Linked DNA regions of Homo sapiens: regions 1 and 2 are each linked to region 3. A link is an interaction called in ENCODE POLR2A ChIA-PET data of the cell type or tissue named here. Cell type or tissue: MCF 10A. All regions are shown on one strand. Links, peaks and the distances in the headings refer to the core of each region. The heading gives the core; the rest is flanking DNA. Region 1 holds the start of MAP3K20 (mitogen-activated protein kinase kinase kinase 20). Region 2 overlaps MAP3K20 (mitogen-activated protein kinase kinase kinase 20). Region 3 overlaps MAP3K20 (mitogen-activated protein kinase kinase kinase 20).

Region 1 (10,732 bases), core at 2,688-7,687, 76 kb before region 3:
GTTGTCATCAGTTAAAATTTCCTTCTGATTTCTAAAGCCATCCTGAGAAACTTTGTCAAATGTTTCACTGAAATCAGATCCACACTGACCTCCTCTGATACCAGTAGCAAAAACTAGACATATCTTGATTTCAGTGAACCCATGCTGGGATTCAGTGAATCCCAGTGTTCATATTCAAAGTCGTTACCAGCCCTTCACTTAATAATACCACTTCATAATAAGTAACTCCAGGATTCTGTCAGAAAATTACATCAATTGTTACATCTTTGGGAAGAGGTATATGAGTTTCTTGCAATAAAGTAGAGTTAAGAGTGAGTAGAAAGAATAGCAAGACTCGGCCAGGTGCAATGGCTCACGCCTGTAATCCCAGCACTTTGAGAGGCTGAGGCGGGTGGATCATGAGGTAAGGAGTTTGAGACCAGCCTGACTAACATGGTGAAACCTCGTCTCTACTAAAATTACAAAAATTAGCCAGGCGTGGTGGCTTGCACTTGTGATCCCCACTACTCAGGAGGCTGAGGCAGGAGAATCGCTTGAACCCAGGAGGCGGAGGTTGCAGTGAGCCAAGATCATGCCACTGCACTTCAGCCTGGGTGACAGAGTGAGACTCTGTCTCAAAAAAAAAGAATAGAAGGCTCAATGCTGAATGGATGTGACAAACTCAGTTATGATTCAGTCAAAGTTTAGATATAGCATTTTAAAGAAAAGTAGCATGGCAAACAATAGTAAAGAATGAGCAGTGACTAGGACTCAAGACTCAGATATGTAGGACTTTATCATCCCACATGACCATCAGGTAGTATGGTCCCGAGGAGGGGACAGTTGTTTAAGGACAGGGCTGGCACCACATCCCAGATTTTCTGCCATTTAGCAAAGTGCTCTCTTCCCTGCTTGATGCAGCTGCCCTGTTACGCTGCGTCTTGAAGCAGAGAACAAGGCAACCAACTCCCTTCAGACTCTAAAATATCAGTTCTCAAAATGCAGCCTGGGGACCCTTTGGGGGGTTTGCAAGGTCAGAACTCTTCATAAAAATATTGACACTCTCTCATGAGTGTACAGTGGAATTTCCCAGAGGATATATGTAGTATGATATTGGAATAGATTAAATTCAGAAGCAGATATTAGAATCCAACTTTTGTCTACTAAGCTAAACGTTAAAGAGATTTGCAAAAATGTAAAACAATGGTATTCTTTCAGTTTTTAAAAATCTGGGGCAATGGTTATTTTTCACTAAAATGTTATTTATGTTAACATAGATAGGCTTATTGGCTTATTATTTTTAAATGGATTAATTTCTAATTTTTTTTTTTTTTGAGACGGAGTCTTGCCCTGTAGCCCAGGCTGGCGTGCAGTGGCACCATCTCAGTTCATTGCAACCTCTGCCTCCCAAGTCCTGCTTCAAGCAATTCTCCTGCTTCAGCCTCCCGAGTAGCTGGGATTACAGGCACCTGCCACCAGGCCCAGCTAATTTTTGTATTTTTAGTAGAGACGGGGTTTCACCATGTTGGCCAGGCTGGTCTCGAACTCCTGACCTTGTGATCAACCTGCCTCAGCCTCCCAAAGTGCTGAGATTACAGCCGTGAGCCGCCGTGCCCAGCTTTAATTTCTAATATAATAAATTTGATAGATATGACTCACTTAAAAGCTATTTGGCATCCTCAATGACTTTTTTAGAGTGTAACGGAGTCCTGAGACCAAAAAGTTTGAGAACTGCTTGATTTGAAAAAACAAGCCTAAAGTCTACCTTTTGCTCCCTGAGGGAAGGCAAGTTGCCCAACTTTTCCAAGACTTTTTCTGGCCCCATAGCATGGGATGATGACTTAAAACTACCTGCTAGGGTTATTGTGAAGACTAAATGGGAAGACGTCTGTGTAAAACTCTTAATTCAGTGCATGGCGTATGACTGTTCAGTAAATATTAACCATCTATTATTATTATTGCTTCTGCTATTACTGTTACCACTACTATGAGGGCTATTACTCCCTGCTGGTGATGTCTTTACTCAGATACATGAAGAACTTATTCTTTGAACTTGCTAAATGCTCTCAGGCCATTGCACTTGTTTCCTTTGCCTGGAATATCTTTCCCTCCTTTTTGTCCAGCAAATCCTCTTCATTTCTTCTTGTATTAACTTCGAGCTTCTTTGATTTAGAAGCCTTCATTGACCTCTCAAAACTATGCTAGGTACCCTGCTGTAAGCCCCAATCTTTGCCCCTTTAAGAGCATACCATAGTGTAATTGCTCGTGTCTTTGCTGGCTCTTCCATTGCACTCCGAAAACTCTGTGAGAGAGGGGACCATGCTTGTTCACTGCTATAATCATAAAGCTCTGCACAGTGCCTGGCAGTCAGTAAATGCCTGTTGAATACATTTTGTAAAAGTCTTCAATATGTCTTCTTGCCACACCGCTCCTTTCATGTCCCAGGGTGCCTAAATAAGCTCGATATCCTGCATATTCCTGTAAATCTCTTTGATCCTCAAGTTAGATGTAAACACTAAACTCAAACAATGATCTGGGCTTCATTTATGATTTTAAGGCAATGGTTAAATGACTTAAAGGATGTTTGATTATATACCTTAATTTCCCAGGGATTCAGAGTTGTACAGGAGGTAAAGCCTTGGTCTTTGCATAAAAGTTGGGTAATTCTTAGCTATGATCCAGGCATAGACTATTCACAAGTTAAGATGGAAAACTAAGACGGCTAGAGAAAATGCCCCTGGGTGCCAGCTTGTGCCATAACTCTTACCACTATAAGAGGAGGGGAGGATAAAGACTGCTTTCTTCCTTTTAAGTTGCCATTCCTTCTGCCATTCGTAGAATTTATGTCTGCACTTTTCTCATCCACTGATAGCTAGTGGCAGTTTCAGAATATCTATTTGAAGAGGGGCTTAGAAGAAACAGTCCCATTGAATAGGGGGATAGGAAAGTTTTTCCTTAAGCTATATTTATATTTTTCAACTTAGATTGCATGTTTATTTTGGAGAATGTTCTTGGATATAAGAGGGTGCTAAGGACTTCCAAGCCACCTCACTGCTAAGAGTACATCTATTTTTAGTGTGGAAACATTTGAAGTAAAGGAATAGGCAGGTTTGATAAGAGAAGTTTGACTAGGTCTCTTTTGTTATTGCTTTTCACACGGGTAAACCTAAACTCTGCCTGGTGAGCATTAACCAATTCAAAAAAGATTTGAAAGTTCAAAAAAGCAGTCGGTGTTGAGAATACATACTAGACCATATTTATTAGGTCTGGGGCCTAAAAAGATCAGTATAATCAATAGGAAACAGGCAGCTTGACAAAAGAAAAACCAAACTTGAGGCAATCAGTTTATCATACAATCATTATATATTTATTTCAGCTATGGACAATACATATGCAGATACCACACAATATAAGATGTGACCTCAAAGGGCTTGCAACCTATTTGGGAAGACAAGAAAATGTCTACTAGATTATCATTTAAGCATGTTTCTGAAACTAATCTTTAGTGTTCATTGTTCCTGCTGGTTATTCTCTTGGCCTAATTATGTGAGGAAAACAGAATGAAGGCAAAGGGATGGGAAGCAAGGGCAATGTGGCTAAAAATATTGATGCTCTTAAGCCATGTGTTCCAAATTTAAAGCAATACATTCATGGTTTTAAAGCTGGAACCTGCAACTAACTTCTAATTAGTCCCTCTTATTTTACAGAGGAGGAAACTGTGGCCTATCCTGCAAAGCACTCTAGCTGATAACTGGTAGCTCTAAGACCAGAAGTCAGGTTCTCTGACTCTCAGTCTAGGGTCCTTTCCAAAACAAACAAGTGCCTCTGAAGGTAAGGTAAAATGACTGGAGTCTTCCTATGCCTGGGGTCTATGCTAAAGAGCCTTAGTTTTTCCTTGAATGGATAGGATGGAATTATTTGAATTATTTTATTAGACCTGCATTATACATTTTTTTAGCATGGCAATTTTCATCAATTCTAATTTCTCAGTTACCAAAATAAAATTTATTAATGCTAAAATCTCCAGTCCTTATCAAAGGGCAAATTAATCAGACTAATAAATTGTTTTTTAACCTCTACTCATTCATCCCTCAACTTTCATATCTTTAACCTATTGAATGACTTACAAATTTTCTATTTCACTCTTGACCTCTTTCCTGAATTTCAGTTTCATATTTCAGTTGCTGCATCTCTACCTGTTTTTACTCCTATGACCTCAAACTCAACATGAAGCCAGCTTCCCTTTCACGTATTCCTATTTTTGTCAATGACACCATCATTCTTCCAGTCATCCAGGTCTGAGATCTTGGCATCATCTCTCTTCTTCTTCTCTTCTAAATCTTGTGGGTTACCAATTTCTGTGGCCTCTTGCTGAAACGTTTAATATTTCTCTCAATTCCATTTCTTCTTTTTTTTTTTTTTTTTTTTTTTTTTTTTTTTTTGAGACAGAGTCTCACTTTCATCCAGGCTGGAGTGCAGTGGCGCGACTGTGGTTCACTTTAGCCTCGACTTCCCCAGCTCAAGCGATTCTCCCACCTCAGCCTCCCGAGTAGCTGGGACTATAGATGTATGCCACCACATCAGGCTAATTTTCTGATTTTTTTGGAGATGAGGTCTCACTGTGTTACCCAGCCAGGTCTCAAGCAATCCTCTCAGCTTGGCCTCCCAAAGTGCTGGGATTACAGGTACCATGCCCAGCCCATTTCTTCTTTTTAATTCCATTTCCTACATCCTAACTCAGGTCCTCATGATCCCACAACCGGGTGGTGACAATATCTACTACTCATCCTGGTTCCATCCTAGCAACCCAACCTACAACTACTGTGGACTACTCTCTCAAAATTACCATTTAAACAGAATCACAAACCCCCATTTCACCCCTTTGATTCTAATTTTTCACAGCTCCCAGTGTCCATGGATAATAAAATTCAAATTCAAAATCCTGAATAATGTTGCCCATGCCCTTGCAACCTCCTCTCACTTTTCCTTCACAGAACCATCCTCCCCAATCAGAAATTTCTTTTCTTCCCAACGCCCACCTCCACCTTTGGCTTAGGCCTGTAACGGACTCTGGCTCCTCTTCTGAATTCTGCTCTGTTAAAATTAGCAACTAGAGCAGCAGACCACGGCCCCTCCTCAAAATTCCAGAGGTACCTACTGATCTTTCTAGAGAGGCAGCCTTCAGACCTATGTTCCCAGAAATCTCTACGTTTGTGCCTTTCCCAACTAGAGAATTAACTCTTGCGGGGCACAAAACAGCCTCTATTTCTTTGCGTCCCCAGCGCCTGTTTGTTGAAGACTGAGTTGAAGGAGTAGCAGGTGGTGTTAATTTGTCAAAAAGATGAGTTAAGGTGCTGGGGGCGAGGGGGAACACCCCCACGGCCCTCCCCCCACAGCAAGGCAGGTGTGTCTGGGGGCCTCGGCGGGTGCCGGGGCGCGGGGCGGATGGTGCCCCCCGGGCGCAGGCCAGGGAGGCCCGAGCGCCTTCCCCACGCCCCGCTCGCCCGCGCGTGTGAGGGGAGGGCGGCCCAGCCGTTTCGCGCCGGGAGGTAGGTGGTGCTGTTGCCGTGACTGTCTTCCTCATTGGCGCCGTGCAGAGAGGCGGAATGTTCAACTCCTAACTGCAGCGGAAACGTGGGAGCCGCGCGGGCCGCTGTCGTCCCAACCCCCGCCGCCCTCGTCGCGCGCGGGGCCTCCGCGCCCCCGGCTGCTGCTCACGCCCCGCCCGGGAGCCAGGTAGGGGTCAGGCTGGAGCCCGCGGAGGGCGGGGAGGGAGGGGGCGAGGCCCGCCGCGCTCGCGAGTCGTCCCTGCGTCTCGGGGCCGAGGCTCCGCCGGAGCCCGGGAGTCTAGGCGGCCTCGGGAGGCTCCTCGGGGCTCCCCTCCCCGACCCAGGGCCCGCCCGGCGGCGGCGGCCGGAGCGAGCGGGCGGGCGAGCGAGCGAGCGTTCGCGGCGCCCGGGAAGTCCTCGCGGGACCTTGGCCGCGGCGCCGCCAAGTGCGGTTCGGGAGAGTTCGGGCCGGTCCCATGGAGAAGTTGGCGCCTGGAGGCGCGGGCGCAGGCCGGAGCGGCCCCGGCTTTCGCGGTCCCGGGCGTGCGGCACGGGCAGGGGCTCCGCGAGCAGCAGAGCCGGCCAAGCAGCGGGTGACTGGGGCACTGTCGGGAGGCGAACCGCGAGGCCCCCAAATCAGGGTAGGGTGCAGGCCACTTCCCAGCACTCGCTGTGCGTGCGAGGAGGGACGACGAACTTCTGCTTTTCTAAGAACTCGACCGCGAGCGGTGTTGCTTCCCATCCATTTTCCTTCATTCTGTTTTCCTCACACAATTAGGCCATGCGAATAACCAGCAGGAACAATGAACACTAAAGATTAGTTTTAAAAACATGCGTAAATGTATCCAGAGCCACCGCTCCCCGCCCTTCCTGCCCCGGGCTTGGGCAGCATGAAGCGCCCGCCCTCTCGGGCTTCCCCCTTTCCTCCCACCGGAGCCGGGGATGTCTCCTTTGGCGACCCTCAGGCAGCGGCTTTTTGTGGGCTCCCAGACCTGCACCAGGCCCAGAAGTGCTTACCCAGGCCGTCGCCTCGTCTGGCCTCGCTTGCCCATGACAGCTTTCAGAAAACTTTAATTCAGGACTGGCTAGATGACATCCGATTGCCTAAAAAATTTTTTTAAAAAGTTATCTCTGTTAGATCGCTGAAAATGTTATGTTTCTGATGCGCTTTGAGATCGCGCATAAGTACTGTTTATGGGGAACTTAATTACTATTTTTGTTAGTTTCTGTAATAATGAAAGCAACACAATTTAGGGGCCCATTCCAAGTATGGTACAGTAAGCAGCTCTCGATACTGGTGTGTGAGAATCGTCTTACAGAGTGAATTTGAGGATGTTTGACTTAAGATTGTTGAAAACTGTACTCCTTCTTTAACCCCGAAGCTGTTTTGGAAGAGCCTTCTTGCTTCCTCGACCTTCGTTGAAATGAACAGCTAGGATTTAGTGGATCCAAACCTCCAAACACGTTTAAAGACAAAAATAAACAAGTGATTCAAGGCTAGTTAATGTCCTCTTTGTAGTAGGCCTATCTCCACAGTGAAATTTCACTTGTTTTTCAATTTTCCAAAAAAAAAAAAAAAAAAAAGTGATGGCTGCATTTTAATTATGGTTATGGTCATTTGTAGAGTCTTTGTTTTAAATTCCTGCTACTATAGTGAGAGATTTAGGAGATTGTAAATGAATACGAATTTAGTTTGGGAAAACAGAATTAAGATAAAGAAAAATGGTCTTTTGGACCACTGCACTGTTTATTTTAATCTATCACAATTTAATTCCTACTATAACTTTTTGAGATTATTTGGGGAGTTTTTTAACTACAAAATATTGTTTAAATAAAAAAATTTAGTGATAATAATTCCAGAGTAAATGACCATGATGCAATTGCAAGGACTTTCTCCGTTGTCTAAAAAAGCAAATAGATGATTGATCCGTTTTTCTTAATCTTTTAGGGAATATATAAGGACACAGTAAAGAGAGAAAAAAAAATCCAAATATTAAACACTCGGACTTGGATCTAAAAATGGATGGTCAAAGATCTTGGGAACTAAGGGGCCTTCTTGCCAAATAAGGAAACTTGGCAAGTTGCACTGTGTATTTTAACTTAGCACAAGAGTGAGTGTTATTGGCAATATATTGGCTCAGAGCCTATCTGGAATGAGCAGTGAAACTGACTTTGATAGGGCTACAAAATTATAAATAGGTTTGTGGGGGCGTGGAGTGAATAATCGAATCATCAGAGAAAACACTGAAAACTTTTCATGAAAATAAGTCAGATGTAAGGTGAAGCTATTAGTGTGGAGTGACAGAGCAAAATGGACAGTTTATTTTAGAAAGTGGTAGATTCAGAAGAGAGGAGAGAATCAGTGGTTTTTTTGTTTTTGTTTTGTTTTTGTTTTTGTTTAAACTGGAAAAAGATGTTTGTGGGGATATAATACTTCTTGGAATAAGATAGCCCTATGTCTGTATCCTGAGATGTTGGAAATAAAAATGAATTTAGATCACTTGTTTTCCATTTTATTCTACCCAGGACAGATTGACAGGGTGAGTATCTTGTCTATCTAAATGTAGTAGGAACAGTTAAGGCACCTTTTGGTCTTACTGCAAGGAAGATTTAGGCTAGTTTTTTGGTAGCTATTAACTTTGCCCCACTAGACACAAATAAGCAGAGTTCCAGCTGTGACCAGAAAATTGTACCTGGTAAGGGAAGAGGACTATGAATGCTAGAGCTTAGATTGATTCGACTGATACATGGGTGCTTTTATGTCAGACCCTCCTACGGATGCTGAAGCATCGTCCTAATAGCTGTTAAGTAATCCCAGCACAGTAGAAGAATCTGTGAGAACAAAGCAGCCCCACATTTGACACCCTAACCCCAGTGTCTTCAATTGTAATAGGAAATTAAAGCCTCAAATTGAACTTTAGGTGGATGGTGAGCAATCCAGTAATTACTGTAATAAGAAAATAGTTTAAATAGGGTAAACAAAAGGCAAATTAGAAGGAGGAGGCAGAATGTTATTAACAAAAAGACATGATATGGTAGAAAACAATGATATGACTTTGGAGTCAGGCCTGAATTTGACACAAGTTGTGTCACCTGTAAGGTAGTTGGCTTGAGCTACTTTCATACCCCTGATCCTCAGTTTTCTCACTCATGTAAGTTAGGAACAGTAGTACCTGCTTCCTAAGGATAAGTACAGTCATGTGTCCATTAATGATGGGGATACGTTCTGAGAGAACTGTGTTGTTACGTGATGTTGTAGTTGTGTAAATACCACAGCGTGCACCTACACAAACCTAGATGCTATAGCCTACTACACACCTAGGCTGTGTGAGATAGTCCGTTGCTCCTAGGCTACAGACCTATGTAGCATGCTGCTATACTGAATAGGCAGTTGTAACACAGTAATAAGTATTTCTATCGAAAAATAGAAAAGGCACAGTAAAAATACAGTATAAAATATACAGTATCAAAGATAAAAAATGGTACACCCGTATAGGGCATTTACCATGAATGGAGGTTGCAGGACTGGAAGTTGTTTGGGGCAAGTCAGTGAGTGAGTGGTGAGGGAATGTGAAGGCCCAGGACATCACTGTACACTACTGTAGACTTTATAAACACTGTACACTTAGGCTCTACTAGATTTATTTAAACATTTTTCTTCAATAATAAATTAACCTTAGCTTGCTGTAACTTTCTTGTTTTATAAACTTTAAACTTTTTTTTAACTTTTTGAGTCTTTTGAAATAACACTTAGCTTAAAACACAAACACATTGTACAGCTATACAAAAATTCTTTATATCCTTATTCTGTAAGATTTTTTTTCTATTTTTAAATTTAAAAAAAAATTTGTTTTGCTTCTTAAACTTTGTTAAAAACTAAGACAGAAACACACACATCAGCCTAGCCCCACATGGGGTTAGGATCGTCAATATCACTGTTTTCTACCTCCACATCTTGGCTCACTGGAAGGTCTTCAGGGGCAGTAATGTATATGGAGCTGCCATCTCCCCATCTCCAGTGATAACAATGCCTTCTTCTGGACACCTCCTGAAGGACCTGCCTCAGTTAATTTTCTTTTTTTTTTTTTTAAGTGGAAAGAGTATGCTCTAAAATGAGGATAAAAAGTATAGTAAATACATAAATGAGTAACACAGTCATTATCCTTATCAAGCATTGTGCACTGTACATAATTGTATGTGCCGTACCTTTATACAGCTGGCAGCATAATAAGTTTGTTTACACCAGCATCACCACAAACACATGAGTAATGCATTGTGCTATGATGTTAGGAAACTGTGCCATCACTCAGCAATAGGAATTTTTCAGCTTTATTACAATCTTATGGGATCGCTGTTATATATGCAGTCCATTGTTGACTAAAGCATAGTTATGTGGTGCATGACTTTATGAGAAAGCACATAGAAATGCTTGTAACAGTGCCTGAAATTTCAGCCACTGTATCAATGTGGTAAAGAAGGATGTTTTACTACATCTCTCAAGTTATACGCAGAGCTGCTTGCCCACTGTCCTAGTCTGTTTTCTGCTGCTAGAGCAGTCTGTCACAGCCTGGGTAATTTACAAGGAACAAGGGTAATTTATTTGGCTCATGGTTCTGGAGCCTGGGAAGTCCAGGTACATGGCTCTGGCATCTGGCGAGAATCACCCATTGTGGAAGGGTGGAAGGCGAAAGCAAGCCATGAAAGACAAAGAGAAAAAGTGAACTCCTGAGATAATTAACCTACTCCCAGGATAACAGTGAGAATCCATTTATGACCTAATCACCTCTTAAAGGTTCTGCTTCCCAGTACTGTTACATTAGCGATTAAGTAATTAAGTTTCAACATGAATTTTGGTGGGAGCATTCCTACCATAGCACTCAGCTCTTCCAGCTAAGGCTTGCCTTTGGTACCCTGTCCTGTTCCCAAGTTATACTTATGTAGTGGGTATGTAGGTTTTCATAACTACTCTCCTGCTTTGAGTATAAGTGTTTCTAAAGTGTGCTTTAGAACCACTTGGAACCATTTTTATAGCTAATTTTGAGCAAGGCCCCAATACCCTTCTTTCTGGACTCATCTCCAGGCTTCCATTTAAGAAAACCAAAAAGAAAAGGAAAGAATTGCTGTCTGCACGTCATGTAATAAATCTTTACTTATTAAACTTTTCTACCAAAGTACTCTATTGTGGGGATAAATGAATGTTTTCC
Region 2 (10,208 bases), core at 2,783-7,782, 61 kb before region 3:
TTTTGGACTAGAAGATTGAAAACTTTAAAAAGTAAAATAATTCTTTAAGATTTCCTACCTTCTTATGTTTCCACTTTTCATAATTAGGTGATGCTGCTATATATGCTTTCAGCAATTTGGTTAATAGTTAAATGTTTTTGAATTTTAATTTAAGGAAAACTTTAAATTAAAAATTTTTTGACATTCTACTCAAGTAGTGAAATGATTGGATTCAACCACCAAATTATTGATTTTCAACATTTACAGAGTTGTGATGCCTTATTTTACTTTGATTTTTGTGACATTTCTGCTCTAACTTACCCTTCAGTATTGTATGGTAGATACTTAACATTTAAAACAGCTTTGAGAGTTTATAAAACAACAGTTAGAATCCTACAAAACTAAAACTGAGCATTGTTGCGTGGAGCAAAATTGCCTTTTTTGTGTAAAAGCAATTTTTTTTTTTTTTTTTTTTTTTTTTTTTGAGATAGAGCCTTGCTCTGTTGTCCAGGCTGGAGTGCAGTGGTGCGATCTTGGCTCACAGTAACCTCTGCCTCTACGGTTCGAGCAATTCTCCTGCCTCAACCTCCCAGGTAGCTGTGATTACAGATGCACGCCACCATGCCTGGCTAATTTTTGCATTTTTAGTAGAGATGGGGTTTTGCCATGTTGACCAGGCTGGTCTCGAACTCCTGACCTCAAGTGATCCACCCATCTCGGCTTCCCAAAGTGCTGGGACTATAGGCGTGAGCCACCGTGCCTGGCCAAAACAATTCTTTTAATGCAGTGAGATGAAAACGTTGGATTTGATTTGATATACCATGTAAATAAATTTATATAGATGACTTTTTATTAAATTCTGGTATATTCATTAAGTGGAGAATACATTTGAAAAATTAGAACATAATTTAATCAAGTAGCAGTCTTCCCCAACACGCTTTAAATATAAATAACTAGCACTCAGATTTTTCATTCTTCTCGTCATAAATTGATCCCCTTAGAAAAATGATTCTTAAAGGAGAGAAAACTCAAGGGGAAAAAATATATATATGGTTTAACTTTCATGTATATGGGAGTGGAAATCTCAACCAAGTTTTTCAGCTACATCCATGATGCTTTGCCAAGCTCACTGGAGTTAAACCTGTACTCACATACCCTAGATTACTAGTTTATTCGGTATTCAGATGGAACTTAATTTTTTATGGTTTCAATAAAACATTCAAGTAATTGGATAGTTCCATTCACAACTAGCCAGTTCCCAAAATGGCATGGTGTATCACAAAATAGCAGTGATTCTGTGAAGAACCTGGCTAGTTGCCTCCTGTCAAGTGGTGAAATCCTGGAGAAGTGTGCTTCTCAAAGGTCAGCCTTTTTCTGGCACCCTTAGGTCAGTGTCAGTTGTGACTGATCCTGTCTCAGTTCATCCACATTCCCTGGGCTTGTTCTGCAGCATAAGGCTTACATGAATTCATACTGATCTCATCCTGCTTCAGACCTCTGCCTTTGTTTTGGAAAGGATTTCTCTACTCCTCCTTCTTCCCTGACCCTGGGATTCAGAGGGACCCAGTACTGAAAGTCCCAAATACACTCTCCGAAGAAGCCTAGGCAGCAGTTTCCAAATCAGGATTTGCTTCAGAACCCTCCGGGGCACTTGTAAAAATTACACACCTTAAGTTTTACATGACTTGGTTGAAACCTTTCCAGCTACAAAAGGTATAATGGAAGAATAACCAGAAGCTATTTACTCACTTATTCAACAAATGCTTTTTTAATGGAAAAGCTGCCTAACTGTGTACTTGGCTGTGTAGTAGGTGCTGAGGATCCAGATGTAAACAGAACTGAGTTTTGACTTTAGGGAATTTATAGTCTGGTGGGAATTAAGTGGGAAAGATAAATGGGTAAAGAAAGGTGCTGTGGCACATGAGAGGGAGAATTCAGCTGTGCTCAGGAGACTCAAAGAGGTGGTCAGGGATAGGAGTTTGCTGTGCAGAGAAAAGTATTTGAAGCAGAGACACTAGCCTGTGTAGAAATGTGGAGATGTGAGAGGTCAGTGTATATTGGGAAGTGCAGGCAGTTCCTCGTGTGTGTATGGGAAATGAGATGACATGAAGTCAAAGTGGCTATAAGTGGTAAATGAATAACACAAGAAACTTTCTTGGAATTAGAATACATGAGTTACAGATAGAAAGAGTTCACTGAGTGTCCTACCAATGAATGAAAAAGACTCATTCCTAAACATATCCTATTAAAATTCAGGATTCCTGGGATCAATAGAGGATCCTAAAAGCTTTCAGAGAGGAAAAAATAATATAAAAATGGTTAATAATCAGTAACATCAGACTGCTCAGTAGCCACATTAGAAACTAGGAGAAAATGAAGTAATACTTTCAAAATTATATGGAAAATCATTTCCTACCTAGAATTGTATGCCCAACCAGGCTACCAATCAAGACATTTTAAGATATACAGATTCTCAAAAAATTCTATTCTGTGTGTTCTATTCAGGTAACTAATGGGAGATATGTGTGTCATCAAAACAAGGGAGTAAACCAAGAAAGGGAAGATGCGAAATCCAAAGACAAGGTTCTCACAGAGGAAAAAGGTGAAGGAAATTCTTAGGATGGTAGCCAACAGGAGTCCCAGTCCAAGTCAGGCCTAGAGAGCAACCATTCCAGCCAGACTGAATCAGGATGAAGGGCCTAGAAGGAGTGTCTCTAAAAACAATAGAACCAAAGAGTGAAAAAAAAGAGAAATTACTTGTTTTAATTTTATTGAGAGGAGTTTTGCAGCTCGTGGGAGAGATTAATGGGGGGAATGTGTTAGGAGTGTAAAAAGCTAAGCAAACAACAACAAAAAAGCAAAAACAGGGCAACTGATAACTCTAAGAGAATCCAAACGTTATCCAAGAAAGGAAATGTAATTATTGAATCCTACATGGCACTGCTGGGAATAATGTTTACTTTGTTGGATTACTGTAAACACTGACTATTGACTTAACCAAATGTTACAGTACGGTTGGAAGCTGGGAGGTTTGGGCAAGTATGCCATGCTTGCATGCATGGAGGTAGAGGGTGATATATGAGAACTAAATTCTTGTCTTCCACAGAAGTTAATAGATAATATCTAAAATGGAAAATCAAGAAATAGTAATATAAGCACATTCTTTAGAAATACAGAGTTCAGTGCCAGAAGAAAATGCTAAAGGAGTTGAAATTAGTTGCGTCTAGAGAGTGGGAATTGGGTATGGGGAATGGGGAGACAGGAAACTTCTATTTTTTATGATAAGCTTTGTAGTTCAATTTCATTTTAATGCTTTTATAAAAATAATTAACAAAAATGTAAACCTAGTGTCTGTAATGCTGAGGGAACCTTGCAAATGGTGTTTGACATTTGGTTGAACAAACTTTTTAGCTTGCATACTCTATATACCTACCCTTGGCAACATTCCTGAATTTTATACAAATTTTGTTCTTTTCCATGTTTAACTAAATAGGAATTACAAAAAAGTTGGTAACATAAACTGTTGATTCACATATGTTTATAGACTATATTTGGATACTATGATCTTTCCCTCACTCATATTTTTATGTGGAGTGTATCTTCTAAACTTTAGAGGATGAACAAATAACCCTTCCTCTTTCTCGCCTTCTCCCCAAAGTAGAGCAGCGTTTGACTTCATGTGAGAAATCAGCATTCTTCAGTGACCTGATTTTCCTGAAATGGGATGGCTAGCCAGCTGCATGCTAAGATCTTTGAGCTGCCTGTGCACTTCACTCAGCAGAGCCCCAGGCTTTTTATGGAGAAATGTTGCCAGTTTATATGGATACAAACCAACCCCTTCTACCTTTTTATTTAAAAAAAAAAAACTCACAGAAGAATGGAAAGAGTAGTAAAATGTCCAGATACCTGTCACCTAGATGTGCCAGTTCTTAACGTTTTGGCACACTTGCTTTCTCTCTCCCTCTCTCTATTCCTATGTACTTTTTTGGATGTGTGTGTCGGGGGACAGGGATGAGGACTGAACCATTTTAAAGTAAATTATAGACATCATACTTTAAAATGGCTACATGCATTTCCCAAGCAATACATCCAAGGACATCCATCTATAAAGCAAAAATACCATTATTTGCCATGGATAAAATAATATCATCTAATTTATAGTTAATATTTAGATTTCTCTAATATCCCAATAATATTTTCTATAGATTTTTTTATCCAGAATCCAGTGATCATAAATTATATGTAGTCATCGTGTTTCCCTTTTTTTTTTTGAGATGGAGTCTCGCTCTGTTGCCCAGGCTGGAGTGCAGTGGCACTATCTCAGCTCACTGCAACCTCCACCTCCTGGGTTCAGGGAATTCTCATGTCTCAGCCTCCCAAGAGCTGGAATTACAGGTGTCTGCCACCACACCTGGCTAATTTTTGTATGCTTAGGGTTTTGTCATGTTGGCCAGGCTGGTCTCGAACTCCTGACCTCAAGAGATCCACCTGCCTCGGCCTCCCAAAGTACTGGGATTACAGGCGTGAGCCACCACATCCAGCCTAGTCATTGTGTTTAAGTTTTCCTTATGCTAGAAGTTTTTCTGCAAAAAACAAACAAAAAAAAACTTTCATGACATTCATAATTACAAGGAGCCTAGGCCAGATGTTTTGTAGAATGTCCTAGAAATATAGATTTGTCCCTCTTAAGGTTTTGGTTTATACTTTTTGCAAGAATAGTATAAACCACATAAAATAGTACACATGGGATAAAATAGTACACAAACTTTTTTATCCACTAATTTTAAGCATTTTATGTAGGTTCAAAATTTTAACCCAATTTTAGTCCAGTTTTTGTGTTTGTAAGTCTCACTAATCTATGGTTTGGCATACAGTGTTAACAATGGCCACTTACCTGGAGAATAGTAAAACTCCTTAGACTGTAGGAAAGATCACTAGAATAATCTCTGGGAGGGGTAATACGTTTCTTTGGAAACAAGCATAATATTTTTTAACGTCCTTGGCAGTATTCTTTCGATGACTTAATATATTGTAATCAAGGGCAAATTTTTTCTACTCTTTAAGTTTTGTTACAGTATACAGTCCAGAGAGCCACTTCTGGCAAACAGTCCAGCTTTTCTGTCATCCCTAACCTGAAAGTTTGTTTTTGGAGTCAACGTTTATTGTGTGTTCAGTTTGCAGCCGTTTGGCTGTCTGTGTACCAGGATGCTCGGTGGCTTAGGTTGTGTATATTTTGTGTGAAGTGAGTGCAGCGTGGAGAGGTGGCATGCCTCAGATGCCAGGGGAGCTATGCAAGCTTGCTGTGGAAAGCATGCTTCCCGTCTGTCAGGGCTTCCTGAGAGGAGACCTGGTGACACAGTAGCCTTTCGGCAGAGCTCCTTGGGATGAGTAGGAAGTGCTGCTGCAGGTTTTGTCTGGGGGATATCTGAGCCATTTCTCTGTGGGCAGCTGTGTTTCAAAGTCTGGGCAGGTTGTTGTTGAATTTTGCGTGGGCTGCCAGGGTGAGTGTTTTCGAATTGTTTATAATCTTGCTTTTCTTCTTCCTAAGTCACCGTGACTTTCTGGAAGTTTCACAGGACTCGTTCATGATATATTATCTAAAGTAGGATTCAGAGGATTTAGCCTAATATATTTGTAATTCAGCTTTTCTTTTTCTTTCTTTCTGCAGATTTTGTGGAAGTATAATACTTTGTCATTATGAGATGTCGTCTCTCGGTGCCTCCTTTGTGCAAATTAAATTTGATGACTTGCAGTTTTTTGAAAACTGCGGTGGAGGAAGTTTTGGGAGTGTTTATCGAGCCAAATGGATATCACAGGACAAGGAGGTGGCTGTAAAGAAGCTCCTCAAAATAGAGAAAGAGGTAAGGTCTTTTCCAGCTGACAGAAACAGTCACGATACCATTTATGTAAGCTTTTTCAACCTCGAGTTAGAGGGTCACAGGGCTGCAAGAGACCTAGCAAGGCCTTTGGGACTGATCCACGAGGCCGTTTCCCAATTTCCATTCTGGGAGCCCCATAAATAGAAATTATTGCAGCGTGTGCTTTAGGGTTGAGTTCTACTAGGGGTCAGCTGAAGTAAGAGGATTTCTTTCCAGGGCATGAAAGACCAAATGTTCTCTGAGCTCTCCTGGAGGCAGAGGTGAGATTTTAGACCTTCCCAGGGTTCAAGCTTTTCTCTTCCCTGGGCAGCCAAGAGGGGTCGGTAAAGAGTAATGTGTGAAGTTTTTATACCCTTTCCATTTTCTCTGCTTGAACTTCTGGTCATCAGCAGTTGTCTTTTAAAAGATAAGACACTGTTTTTTTTAACTGAAATATGCAGTACCTGTTTCTTGGATTTCACCTCTACTTAAGGCTAACAGTGATGGTCTTTGTATTATATAGAATTAATAGGTGCCAGACAGAGAGCTGTCCTCCTAGTAAAATCAGAAAAGGGTCTTGGCTTTCAGAGCCTGGGATTTGTGCTGGTCCTAGTTGAGCTCAGAGTTCTTAGAACTGTCATCCTTCTCAGGAATGAGATATAACATGGTTGTCACATTCAGTTTGGTACCATGAGAATAAAAGTAATTACAGAGCTGACCTGCAGGGACTCAGCAGCATTGATAACTTCAGCAGCGACCCTCTGGAGCTGGTTTTGGTCATTTCTATTTACGCCCTGTTTTGGCAAATTATTGTTCAATATCTTTTTAAAGTGAACTTTCCCATAAATATCCTTTAATCTCCCTGAATGATTTCATTTTTTTCATTAACTGCTGCCAGTGAACCATAGCAATTGATTAGAGAAGGAAACCCAAATGGTAGCACTTTGTGAGTTTCCTCCCAGCGGTGCTGTGTAATTGTGTGATCACCAGCTGTGTTTCCAATTGTTGAAGCCAGGTTAGAAGGACTGAGAGATCTCTGCCTTGGGGAATCTATAGGTTTTTGGAAGACATTAAGAAAGGAGAGCTTTTAAAGCCCATCCGTACACAAAACAGAAAGGTACTGGGTATGAGAAAGTCACTTTCCCTTTCCCCCATTTCTCAATCAATAAAAATTTTTAATGGTAGCCAAGTAATAAATCCATGTCTTACCTTGGACTGAACCTAGCCCTTTTAGCTGATCAATTCTTTAAGTCCTTTATAGGAAGCATTATTGTCCCCATTTTATGGATTGGGAAATAGAGCTTTGCGAAATGTATTAAGCTGCCCCAGGAGGGGCAAATGAAATCCAGGAGGCTAGAACCCCTGTTCTTTAGTTTTTGACTCTGAAACCTCTAATTGACCAGGTACGAAGAGAAAACTAAACCTGCTCCATCCATTTATAGTCAGTTATTTATATATATGCTAATATTTTAGCTTTAGATTGTACAACTTTAGTAAAAGGAACATGTTCTTATATGATTGTTCGATGTGAAAAAGATTTTATGAGACATGAAACAGATTTTGATAGGAAAATATTAATTGTAACCCGTTCACTCCACTCCCCCCTCCCCAAGGATACCTACATAATACCTTTTCTTCTATTCTTGGGAGAGCCAGGAAAATGACATAGGAAAGTGCAGGAGTGAAAGCAGGAATTGGAAACTGCCAAATCCTGCTTTCGTGCAGGTATTTAACATGAATGTAGGTAATTCAGAAATTGAGTTGATTCCAGTAAACTGTAAGAGCATAACTCATAAACCTGTAGGTAGGAAAAACAAAACCTCCACTTTTGCTTTGGGGCTTAGTCAGTGATTATGAGTGATAAAGAGACACAGTAAATTATGGCAAAGAACCCCTATTTGTACTGGAATAACATGAGTTTAAGACATAAAAAGTTATGGCGAGGAGTTGACAGTTACTAGCAAGGAAATATACATTTCTTATGTAAATAATTGTTATGCTTTATGAAATGTGTGTTGGCTTCTGGCTAGGTGTTTTCTAAGTGATAAGATAAAGGTAATAAGCCCTGGATTTTTTCCAAATTTATAGATCCAGTTCCATGTCACTTGGTTGTTTTTTGCCAATGAGTTTTAGAAGCAATGGAACACTTAATAAAATGTTCGCAGCTCATTTCATGTGACTCTTTAAGAATGACTTAATATTAGACTAAATATATGTTCTATAAACTTAGCAAAATGTAGAGAAAATATATACCAAACTCTAACTTTGTTTATGTGAGAGGAGAAAGGAAGACTATTTACTTTCACTTTATTTGCAGACCTCTAGTGTAGTGAGTATGTACTACTTTTCTCTGTTTTAGTGGGTATACTACTACTTTATTTAAAAACAAAAAAGAAAGACTGTATTTACTTAAAATCTCTGTAGTTCTTTAAAACTTTATTTAAAAAAATTTTTATATACCCAAAGGACTATAAATCATGCTGCTATAAAGACACATGCACACGTATGTTTATTGCAGCATTATTCACAATAGCAGAGACTTGGAACCAACCCAAATGTCCAACAATGATAGACTGGATTAAGAAAATGTGGCACATATACACCATGGAATACTATGCAGCCATAAAAATGATGAGTTCATGTCCTTTGTAGGGACAAGGATGAAATTGGAAATCATCATTCTCAGTAAACTATCGCAAGAACAAAAAACCAAACACCACATATTCTCACTCATATGTGGGAATTGAACAATGAGATCACATGGACACAGGAAGGGGAACATCACACTCTGGGGACTGTTGTGGGGTGGGGGGAGGGGGGAGGGATAGCACTGGGAGATATACCTAATGCTAGATGACGAGTTAGTGGGTGCAGCACACCAGCATGGCACGTGTATACATATGTAACTAACCTGCACAATGTGCACATGTACCCTAAAACTTAAAGTATAATAAAAAAAAATTTTTTTAAACCTAGAGAACAATTAAAAGAATACTACTATGAACTCTAGTACGTTTTATTCTTCCCCTACACTCACCATTTAGTAACATTTTACATTTGCTTTTTCTCTATATGTTATTGATTTATATGTATTCATATATATTGTATGATTTTTGCTGAACGATGAGAGTACATTACAGATGCCATGTACCTTTATCCCTAAATACTTCAGCATCTCCCAAAACACAACCACAGTACAATTAACAAATTCAAAAAATGTAACAATGATAACAATAATGTTACTTGTTATACAGTCTATATTCACATTTTGCCAACTTTTGCAATGCGAGCTTTTGATGGCAATTTTTCCAACCCAGGATCCAATCCAGGATCGTATATTGCATATAATCGACATGTCTGTTTAGCCCGGCTTAATCTGGAACAGTTTCTCTGCCTTTCTCTGTCTTTTAAGACGTAGACATTTTGGAAAAGTATAGGATAAGTGTTTTGTATAATGTCCCTCATTTGGGGTTTATGTGATTTCCTCCCCAGCCCCCAGCCTAGTCAGAGTTTATGTAGTTTTGGCAGGAAAACTACATAGGTTGTGTGTCCTTGGTGTGTCTTAATGGGTGTCTTGTGATGTTGGTTAGTCTCATTATTGATGATGTTAGTTTTGAATGCTTAGTTAAGAGGGGTTTACCCAATTTCTCCACAGTACAAGAAAATACCTATTTTTCCTTTGTAATTAATAATTAAGCTATTGGTAGATACTTTGAAGCTAAGTAAATATCTTTCCTCAGCAAACATTTACTAATGTTTTTAGCATCTATTGATGATTCTTGTTTGGATCAAATAGTACTATAACAGTTTACTGTGCAGAAAGTAAAAAGTTCTAGCATAAGTGAGTTTGCCCTTATTTTTTCCTTTCTTCCTTTAGTCAACCATTCATTCATGTATTTATTGTTTGATCGTATACTTAAAGACTTTTTGGAATTCAGAATGTTATAATCCATTAGTGTTATTCATTTTCATGCTTAAACTATCCCAAATTTAGCAAGTAAGAGCTCTTTCCAGCTGGCTCTTGTGTCCTTTTGGTATGTCGCTGTCATTTTTTTATGATTTTCTTACTTCAGGCACAAAAAGATGTACTAGGCTCATCTAGTTCCTGTCTCATTCCTGGAGTCAGCCATGTTTTTGAGAAGCCCTGAGTCAATATACCTGATTTTGGAGTATATTATTTAGGAACCAAGATTTGGGTACTAGGATTGTTTACTTTAGACTTTTTTAAAAAGAACATTGTCTTTTTGACAGAAATTATGGTTACAGAGAAATTTTATTCATGAAAGCATTTTATTTGAAATGTAAACTCATGGCTCTGGTTAGCTACATCTGTGATACACTGCTATTAGGAATGTAAATTGGTAAACCTTT
Region 3 (10,732 bases), core at 2,349-7,348:
TGTGATTTATGAATATTTATTGCCCTATTCTGTGGGTTGTCTTTTCACTTTCTTGATAATATCTATTGAAGTACTAACGTTCTTCATTTTGGGGGCATTCAGTTTAACTTTCGTTGCTTGTGCTTTTGTTGTCATATCTAAGAGGGCTTTGCCTAAGGTCATGAAGATTTACTTCTAAATTTCTTTTAAGAGTTTTATAGTTTTAGCTCATACATTCATGTGTGTGATTCATTTTTTGTCTGTTTTGAGGAAGGGATCTAACTTTATTTTTTTGTATGTAGATAATAACTTCTTACATCTTATTAGCCAGGATATGTCATATGGCCACATTTAGCTTCAAGTGGGGTTGGGAAATGAAATTTTGGGGGTGCATATTGCTATTCTAAACAAAATAGAATGCAACCAGCAGCATCTGCCACAGTGTATACTGTTTTTAATTTTGACTCAAAATAGTATACCAACAAACTCCAGCCTTTTTTTTCTTTTTTTGAGACGGAGTCTCACTCTGTTGCCAGGCTGGAGTGCAGTGGCACGATCTCGGCTCACTGCAACCTCCGCCTCCCGGGTTCAAGTGATTCTCCTGCCTCGGCCTCCTGAGTAGCTGGGACTACAGGCGCCTGCCACCACGCCCGGCTAATTTTTGTATTTTTAGTAGAGACAGGGTTTCACCATGTTGGCCAGGATGGTCTTGATTTCTTGATCTCGTGATCCACCCACCTCAGCCTCCCAAAGTGCTGGGATTACAGGCATGAGCCACCGTGCCCGGCCACTCCAGCCTTTTTAAAATATGAATTTGGCCAAGAAGCATTGTCTGTAACTGGCCCCAAAAAGGATTTTTAAAAAAGTTGTCTGATTTTGTTTGTTAATATGCTTATATCCTGACCTCTCTGAAAATCTGACTTTGACCGAGAAGCATTATCCATAAGTGGCCTCACAGAAAGACTCAAAAATAAATTTTCTGGATTTTTGTTAGTATGGTTTTTCTGAAGTTAATCCTACAAGATGGAAGGAATACACTGTTTCTTATGCCTCTACCCAACTCTCTGCCCCTTTATCCTCCCCTGTCCCCCCTCACACCAGTTCTCGTCTGTCTTTGTTGGCTAACATTACATAATTTTAATGGGTTTAACAAACATACCCTTAAGTGGACATGTTTTTGGCCTCTGTACTGAAATCTCTTAGTATTCTCCCTTGCTCTTGGGTTAGAAAACCTTCTTGTTACCACTTTCTGGTAAAATTTTATGCTATGAGAGGTAGGCTGTTTCATGGCTTTCAGTCTAGGTTAAGTGCCAGAACATGTTCTTTATTTTACTATTCGAAAGGGACTTGGAATTTATTCCACTATCTCCTGATATCCTTAGGATGAGTGGTGTGAGTAGAATGGGTCCTGGTCATGCTTTATAGAATTGGCCCTTGAGCAGACCTTCATAAACACCTTGCTAAATCTAGGACAGCAGGAAAGACAAGAAAGGGGCAGAGTTAACCAGCTGGTCCACTGAGGGATAAAGAAAAGCATCCCTTCCCTGCCTCCTTCCACCCCAGGTCGCTCCAACCTCCTGACGATGCCTGGAAGCGGTGTGCAGATTGTTTAACAGGAAATGTGTGGGTATTTGTTATTTTGCTGATCTCTATGGAATGTCCCTTACTGAATTTCATGGTTTGCCAAATTTGGCAGAGTTCTTCACTTCTTTGACTGTATAGCTCTGAGGTGTGAGATTGATGTTCGATGATGAAGGGAAACCTAAGTGGGTCCTGAGGTTCCATTAATACCTCTGCCTTCACTCTGCCTCTTCTTCTGTTTCCTGCTCTCCCAGATTGAGCCAGGTGTTTACAAAAATCTGGTCAAGGGCTGATTCTATAAAGCTGACTTCCTACACTGAAAATAAAATCTGTGGTCATAGAAGGAATTTTGAACCCCAGACATCTGTTGTAGACGTATAGAATTGATCACAATGTAGGATAGGTAGAAATATTTATAATGATAGTGCTGAAATCAATATTTGGAGCTTAATATGTGACAGGCAGTTTTCCTGGTGCTTTACATGGATGTACTCATTTAATGCATAAGAATAGTAAAGTGTATTCTCATGGTACTTTTCACTGTACAAAGTGTTCTTGTATTTATTTGATTCTTATAAAAACCCTGTGAATATGAGACCAGAGTAGACTAAAGAGACATGACAACTAAATGCAGTGTGGCACCTTGGGTTGGATCCTGAAATGCAGAGAGGACATTAGTGGAGAAAATGGTGAAATCCAAAGTCTGGAGCTTAGTTAATAGTAATGTACTATATATAGTAACATAAGATGTTAACAATGGGTGAGGGGTATATGGGAACACTCCTATATTTTTCTCTGAATCTAAAATTACTCCAAAATAAAAAAGTTTATTTTTTTTTAAAAAAAACCCTTATGATCTAGTCAATGCAAGTCTCATTATCCTCATTCCCCAGATTTGTACTGTTTGGAAAGGCTGAGAACCTTGCTCAATAGCACAGGGGGGAGGTGGTAAAAGACCAGGACCTAAACTGGAGTCCTTGCATTCTTACCTGAGTGCTGAGTACTGAGGAGTACTGCCTTAGGAAGAATGCACTGCTTTCTGCCTACGTCATCTCCGCGCATCCTCCCCACAGCCTTTCGAGGGTTGAGAGGTGATACTTTCATTTTACAGTTAAGAGATCATTGCCATTCATTCTCACTACTGGACAAATAACTCAAAAATATGTTTCCTGTTGACTTCAAGTGACTATTGACTTCCATATTTGAATGGAGAATACAGTACATATTTTGGGGCCCATTTGATTAAACCAGTCCAACTGTTGAAATCTCATTTAGGGAGTGTATAGAGATGATATGATGAATGATGGCTAATGCCCAAAGGCAGTAGTTTTGAAAAAGAATAGTAGTGTAGTGGTGTCTTCTGTGATCTCTGACACAGAAATCTGTGAATGGACAGAAAATAGAAACACAAGAATTGCCCCCATCAAATTCAGATTTGTTCTGCAAATGTGGTGATTGTGAGTCTAAAGATGGTACGCCAGATTCCATATCCTGTAAGTGGAAAAGAGAAGTGATGTTCAATTTCTGTCAACATGGCAATTTATTTTTTAAAATAGCAGGGTGACTTAAGAGATTTATTTGGAAGCTTGCAGAACAAGGCTTACTAACAGCTTGTGGTCATCTCAGTATATCTTGGTCTTTGGATTTAGATTCTTTTGCCAGTTGTGGCCTGACCTGACTATGCAGGATGACATGTGTTCTAACACTTTTCCAACGCTCTATTCTCTAGATTCTCTTTGATTTGTGGTCAGTGTCCTACACAGGGTTGTTTCAGCCTCTTCTCTCATAAAAGAGAGAGTGCTATTGCTGTCAGTCTGTGGATCTGTTTTCCAGCAATTGATTGTTCAGGCTGATGTTCTGTGTATCCGAGTTCAGTTCTGCATATCCTTAAAAAAATTTTTTTTCTTTGAGACAAAGTCTTGTCCTGTCACCCAGGCTGGAGTGCAATGGGTGATCTCGGCTCACTGCAACCTCTGCCTCCCGGGTTCGAGCAATTCTCCTGCTTCAGCCTCCTGGGTAGCTGGGATTACAGGCACACACCACCATACCTGGCTAATTTTCATATCTTTAGCAGAGACGGGGTTTCACCGTGTTGGTCAGGCTGGTCTTGAACTCGACCTTGTGATCCGCCCGCCTTGACCTCCCAAAGTGCTGAGATTACAGGCGTGAGCCACCACACCCGGCCAAAAAAAATTGTTTTAATGTAGGTACAATTTCTAGCAGCTAACATTTATTGAGGAAAACCATGCGCCTAGCATGTACTTTACATGGGAGTTTGGTCCTTGTAACTGTGTTAAGTGGATACTGGTTTTATTTTACATATAAAGAACACACTTAATTGAGAGACCTGGAAGACCACACAGCTCATACATGATAGAGCTGAAATTTAGCTCCAGGGTTTTCAGACTCCAAGGCAACTAGGCTACAGTTTAGCTTGCCACAGAACCACTCACTTGTTATTAGACAATAACAAGTGTTGGCAAGGGTGTAGAGAAGTTAGAACCCACAAACCCTTCTGAGGGGAATGTAAAATGAAACAGCTGTTGTGGAAAACCCTCTGACAGTTACTCAGAGAATCCTGGCTACATATTAGACTCACCTTGGAAGCTGGGAAGCTTCTAAGAAGCACCCATGCCTGAGCCCCACCCTATACCAGTTAAATTAGATTTAAGTCAGAATGTTAGACTTGAAGAGACTAGATCATTCCATCTGTCCCTTTTACTTCCACATTTTGACATTTTATCAATAGATAAGCTGACGCCCCAAGTCACACAGTCATTCAGTATCAGAAGCCAGCCTAGAATGCAGGTGTCTTGATTGTGATCTTAAAGTTGCTTCCATACTCAGATCAACTACTACTAAATATGTTAGAACATTTACTGTATACAAAGGCCTAGGCATATGTCTAGTAATAGGTGTTTATTTATATGTAACATTATCGAAATGTGCAGGCATGTACATCTATGTGATTTTGAGAATTTATATTCCTATGTCATGATTGAATTCATAGGCTTTGCAGCCAGATTGCCTCGTTTGAATTTTGGCTTCACTGCTTCTCAGCTATATAACCAAGTTACTTAACCTCTCTGTTCCTTACTTTCTTAGTGACACACTGGAATAACAGTATTTCTGCTATGGACTAAATGAGTTAATGTATGTAAAGTGATGAGCCAGTGTTGAGACACAGGAAATGCTCCATAGGTGTCAGCTATTGTAATGTATGAGTCAGATTGTACTCAGCTTACAACTTCTGAAACTCCACAGTTATTACATTCATTCATTGCAAAAGAATTATAATAAACTATGTGGTCTGCCTCATCTGTCTCAAATTTTATATACCTTTCTATAGGCTCTTAACAGGGTCTATACTCTCATGCTTCATAGCCCATGATTTTTTATCTCCTGGAAAACATGTTGATGTTCTAATTTATTTTCTTCATCTCTGGGCTCACTGTTGGACCACTACATCTCAGCTCAGTTCAGCAATGACCTTCTGTGTATTTTGTTAATAAATGTCTCAGGCTGCCAGAATGTTGCTCTGATGTAGATTGGTATATTGCATCAGTCATCACCAGGTTTATATTTGTTTACATGCAGAACGATTCTTGTCTCTTGAAGGTCATATTTAGCTGATAAGCAGTATTCAGAAAATCTCGGATTATTTTGTCTGGGACTTTTAGTGATGATTATAGGCTGTTACATGGGAAGAGTTCTACCTGGAGAACTCAGAATACAGATTGAAGCCTGTTGTCTCTGATCTCCCCTAGGTTCTAAGCTTTGTTGCATGAAATGTATTTGTTACACAAACACTGCTTCAGTCAACAGGCATGGAAGAATGGACCAGTTACAGTGTTGTTAATTACCACTTATCGAATGCTCTTAAAGGAGCCCTTTTAAAAAAACCTTTCTGCTCAAAGATAGTAAGGTGTTAAGTAGAGTGACAGTCAGATTAAGGACACCCCGCTGAATCTTCAAGCAAAGAGAAAAACTAGAATTTGGGGTGAGACGGTATTTAGAAATAAGGAGATAAAAATCTGAGCTGAAATAGATACAGCAAGCAAGATCAAGACTTGCACCACAAGTTACGTAGGTCAACTCTAGTAATTTGACATAGTAGAAGTAGAATAGGCTATTTTGAAAAATAGTTTCCTACTTTAGGAGATTTGAGGCTCCCAAGAATATAGTGAAGGCACACTCTAGGGAATGCTGGTAGCTGCCCAAACAGGTCCCTGTTGAAGTGGCTTCTGATTTATGCATTTGGAAATTTAATCTTAAGAGTTCAGAGTTGAATGGACTCTCAGGGATGCTAAATCACATATAATTTGATTGAGACTAAATAATTAAACCATATTGCTAATCTCTAAGTTTTCTATTTTTAGATAAGGTGTATGGGAAACAAACTTATAAAAGATTGCTTTATGAATGTGAATTCAGAGCAAGAGCAGTTAGTAATAGGATTTGAATATGTTCTGATACCACATTCAGCTGATAATCGATTTACCTACCCTTCAACAGGAGGCCCACCTTACTGGAGAAGTTGTTACGCCTCCCATTTTCACCCCTCCCCTGTTAGGGCTTATCATCTCTTTAACTTTTCTCTAAGTCTTTGTAACTGACTGTCCGTGACTACCTCTGAATACTCACACAATTTTATTAAATATGTTAAAACTTTCTATCAAGTTATTCTCCATCCTCATGGCCTGAAAGGGTCTTTCACTTTAGGATGACTTGACATGTCTCTGCTGACACCCATTTAGTAGGTTGATCATTTCCAAATTTCCAACAATGCATCACTGTTTCCCTGGTGTTCATCTGTCACTGGAAGTGTTCAGTCAGTAGGATGCCTGTTTCTTAGAATATTACTAAGAGGGTTACTTCATTAGACAACTGGAGCAGATGACCTTTAAGTTCTAACTTATGGGAAAGTAGTGATTCTTTTACCTCTGTAGGCCTTGCTGATCCTGGAAGATTTCTTTGAAGTAAACCTAAGAATTAGTCATTTCACGGTATCTGCAGAAGATTTGTCCTAGGATTTCCTAGATACCAAAATCTGTGGATGCCTAAGTCCTTTGTATAAAATGATGTAGTATTTGCACAGAACCTACATGTATCCTCCTGTATAAATCATCTCTAATTACTCATACTACATATTACAATGTAAATGCTCTGTAAGTAATTCTTATCACATATTTTTACTTGTATTATTTTTTATTGTTGTATTGTTATTTTTAAATTTTTTCCAATATTTTAGGTCTGTAGTCGGTTGAATCCACGGATATGGAGCCCGCAGATACAGAGAGTCGACTGTTTGTTTTCTTGCTTTTTAGGAGTCACTCCCACCGAAATTTGACATAAATATCAGCTTGGCATATGTTAGCAGTCACACTGCTGTGTGTTAGCAATTCCATTACCTGCCTGTTACCCTATCACTACACCACATTCTAGCCAAACTAAAGTGCTGCCGTTTCTCAGGCATGCACCCCGTCCCAGCTATGAACCCAAATGGAATCCATTCTCTTTTTTTTGAGATGGGATCTTTTTCTGTTGCCCAGGCTGAAGTGCAGTGGCATGATCTCGGCTCACTGCAACCTCTGCCTCCCAGGTTCAAGCAATTCTCTTGCCTCAGCCTCCCGAGTAGTTTGGACTATAGGCGTGTGCCACCATACCTGGCTAATTTTTGTATTTTTAGTAGAGATGGGGTTTCACTCTGTTGGCCAGGCTGGTCTTGAACTCCTGACCTCAGGTGATCCACCTGCCTCAGCCTCCCAAAGTGCTGGTATTATAGGCATGAGCCACCGTGCCCAGCCTAATCCATTCTTCATGGTCTAGTTGACACTGTCCATTACCTCCCAACTTCCCTAATTTTAATACAGATCCTTCACGTGTTTTGTACTTCTGATGGTTGTTATGTGGCATCTTGTTAATAGGTACTTTTATTTTTCCCATAATAGTGGGTAAGCCCTTGATAGCAGGAGTTTATTTCTTTTTATTTGACTTCCAGCACTCTGATGCACTCTGCCATCCTTGTTTTAATTCGTATCAATATATAAAATAATGTAGATACTAAGGACAATATCAGAATGTTAAGGAGAGGCATGGTTACATTTAATGTTAAAACTCAGACTATAACCTATATAGGATACTTGAAAGAAAAGATCAGAATTCCAAGTTACTTAGGGAAACTTTAGCATTACTATAGAAATCCAACCAAATATAATGGGATTAGGGTGCCAATAGAAAGTGAGGAAATGGAACGTGGTGTAAAGTATTATTTCAAGAAGTTTTGGTGTTCAGGAAAGTAGTTTGAGAAGGAGGGAAGGGTCAAGAAAAGTTATTTTTTGGAGAGATGAAAAACATTTTCTTAGGCCTAGAGGATGGAACTAGAAAGAGATGGAATATTTCAGAAAGAATATTGATGGAGAGCGATATCCTGAGAGAAGAGGGGGAGGTAAAATCTGGGGAAGGGGAGGGGTACATTTTTCTCTGAGACAGAAAGAAAGGCGTAGGTGTAAGGTAGGAGTGCTGAGTTCTACCAGTTTCCCTAATGTGAGAGTATTCATAGTTTCCCTAATGTGAGAGTATTCATAGTAATCTATTGAGGATGAAAAAGCAAGAGTACTAGAAGACATGAGAAGAGCTGAGGTGTGTTGTAGCTTACTCATGAAAATTATCTTGTATATTTCTTGATATTATTGTCCGTCTTTTCCAGCTAGATAGTAGGCTCCATGAGGAAAAAGGTTTTGCTGTCTTGTTCACCACTGTCCTTAGCGCCAAAAAATAGTGCCTGGCACATCATATATACTTCATAAATATTTGTTGGGTGAATGTTGAATGGAGAGTGAAAGAGGAAACTAACTGGAGATACTCAAAATGATTGCTTTCATCCTTTAGCTTTCAATAAATGTACAGATCATAACTACACCATGTTAACTGTTTCAGTACAGATCTGTCAGAAAAGCTTATCTGAAAGTACTGAGGGGCATAGAAAGGTAATTATTGGATTTTTTTCCATACTTAGAGATTGGTAGCATGGGGACTGGAACTTTAGGGTTTTGGCAAGTATGTTTTGGGATTATTTGACCAAGGAGTGCAAAATGTTGTTGTGGTACCCTAGCGACTCTTCCATTAAACGGAACCTTGATCTCTGATAGCTTGATAGATATGGCATTAATTATTAGCTGCTTACACAGTAATATTCTCCTCATCTTCCTTAGGATTCCTGTATTGTTAGATGTGCCACTATACCCAGCTTAAAACTACATTTCCCAGCCCTTCCTGAAAATAGAACTCATTTATGAGATATAGGCAGAACTTTCTAGATGAGATTGCTGAGAAAGCTCTCTAAAAGAAGCTGACCTAAGAGGACACCCTGGTGTACTTTCCTTCTTGCTGCCTGGAATGTAAATTTAACGGTTTGGAACTTCAGGGGTTACACTGGGACCACCACACAACCTCGAGGATGTAAGCCAGTGCTAAGGATGGTAGAATAATGAATTGTTGAGCTGCCATATTGGGATTCTTTCAGCCTTCGTGTTTTGAGACATTTTATTATTTCAAGACTGATTTGTTATAAAACTCTATCTTGTTTAAAGCACTGTTATTTTGGATCTCTGTTTCTTTTAGTAGAACCCCATTTATTAGAAAGGAATTGAGGGACTAGAAGCCTCAACCTGGTCAACCGAAGAGCTGATTTCATGGGAGTAAGCATAAGAGATTGAGGTCAGAGAAGGGTTTCTAAGTGAGGTGGCTGGGTAATGAAAGGGTCTAAGACAGCAGTCCCCAACCTTTTTGGCATCAGGGACTGGTTTTGTGGAAGACAGTTTTTCCACAGATAGGGCGGTGGTGGGGGATGGTTTCAGGATAAAACTGTTTCACCTCAGATCATCAGGCATTAGATTCTCATAAAGACCGTGCAACCTAGATCCCTTGAATGTGCAGTTTACAATAGGGTTTGTGCTCCTCTGAGAATCTAATGCTGCCTCTGATCTGACAGGAGGCGGAGCTCAGGCGGGAATGCTCGCTCGCCAGCTGCTCACCTCCTGCTGTGCGACCTGGTTCCTAACAGACCACTGTTGGTACCATTACCTAAGAGATGGTCATAAGGAGCTAAAGTAGAATGCTGGTGAAAGTTCCTGGCGTAGACAAAGTCAAGGAAATAGTATTTGTATGTACAGATGGGAAACCAAGAGGTAACCCTTTGATTAGGCCAGTGTTTCTTTGAGTTTTGGTTTCAGGGGCCATCAAGGATCTGTGAATCTATGGACACCTGGAATCTTCTTTTAAAGACTGCAATTTGAGATACACTATAAAATACAGTCAACCCTTGAACAATGCAGGGGTTAGGGGCACCAACCCCTGTGCAGGTGAAAATATGGGTGTCCCTTTTGACTCCTTTGTTAGCGAAAGGAAAGATGGTGGCTGGAGTGATGGTTATTAAGTATGAGACAGTTCATTCAAATGGAGGCGATCTGTTCATCAAGCCATTAGGGGAGAAGTGATCTTTTGCCTTTAAGAGTGGAGTTGCCTTAAAGTGGGATTGTAGTTGAGGACTAGAAAGAAAAAGACTGAAAGACTTCAAATCCCTTCCATTCTTAATATTCTATGATTCCAGATTATCTTTACTATGTATTAGTTAGGGTTTGGTACCTTTTTTTTTTTTTTGCAATTAATAAAACTAAAACTATCTGCCAGCTATCACCCATATGCCTTTAGTTACTGTTTGTGCTGACAGAACCCCAAAACAGTAAAATCATTAATGTAGCTGAAGAATCCAAGTGTTCAAGACACTGTCTAATTGGAGTCTAAAAGATGTTAAAGGACTTTCAGACTCTTTTAAAATTAAATTTGCTAAATTCTTTTAAATGATTTTGTAGATTTCCATAATAAATATGGCAAACATTTCTCTTATGGGATGTAAATAATCAAACTCTGTTTCACTGGAGAGTAATATTATAAAGCACTTAGCTAATCAGATTGTGAGAGTTGCTCAAAATTTCTAACCATGTAATTTTTGCATAGAGAGAGTGCCTCCTGCTGTGCAATTAACTGGTTTTATTAGCTATAAAATTGGTTGATGCTGGTTGGCCTGATGGCCTAGTGCCTGTAGGGAGTTAGATCTTGGTTCTTGACCTGATTCTGCACAGTTGAGTGTCAGGAAGACTTGGAAATCTTA

The links. ChIA-PET counts read pairs that join two places held together with the same protein. Peaks named below come from ENCODE experiments on the same cell type or tissue, not always from the same donor. Only the 100,000 strongest peaks of a DNase experiment are listed, where the experiment ranks them.
Region 1: POLR2A ChIA-PET joins it to region 3 with 22 read pairs; 8 of 35 experiments call an interaction of 5 or more read pairs at or near these places.
Region 2: POLR2A ChIA-PET joins it to region 3 with 10 read pairs; 5 of 35 experiments call an interaction of 5 or more read pairs at or near these places.

What each region holds. Positions count from the first base shown.
Region 1 is chr2:173,070,288-173,081,019 of GRCh38, forward strand. MAP3K20 (mitogen-activated protein kinase kinase kinase 20) reads left to right here and starts at 5,559. Exons shown (of 20, transcript NM_016653.3): 1 at 5,559-5,715. RefSeq lists silencers at 5,254-5,303, 5,384-6,123. In MCF 10A, for the core only: a CTCF peak has its summit at 5,534; DNase peaks (open chromatin) are centred at 5,574 and 7,614.
Region 2 is chr2:173,085,351-173,095,558 of GRCh38, forward strand. MAP3K20 (mitogen-activated protein kinase kinase kinase 20) reads left to right here. Exons shown (of 20, transcript NM_016653.3): 2 at 5,648-5,840. The coding sequence starts at 5,682. Among named protein-coding and RNA genes, the nearest start is that of MAP3K20, 15 kb to the left of the region's middle. In MCF 10A, for the core only: a CTCF peak has its summit at 6,154 (motif pointing right); no DNase peak of the experiment used is centred there.
Region 3 is chr2:173,147,117-173,157,848 of GRCh38, forward strand. All of the region lies in intron 2 of MAP3K20 (mitogen-activated protein kinase kinase kinase 20), which reads left to right. Among named protein-coding and RNA genes, the nearest start is that of MAP3K20, 77 kb to the left of the region's middle. In MCF 10A, for the core only: no CTCF peak of the experiment used is centred there; DNase peaks (open chromatin) are centred at 2,505, 4,745 and 5,085.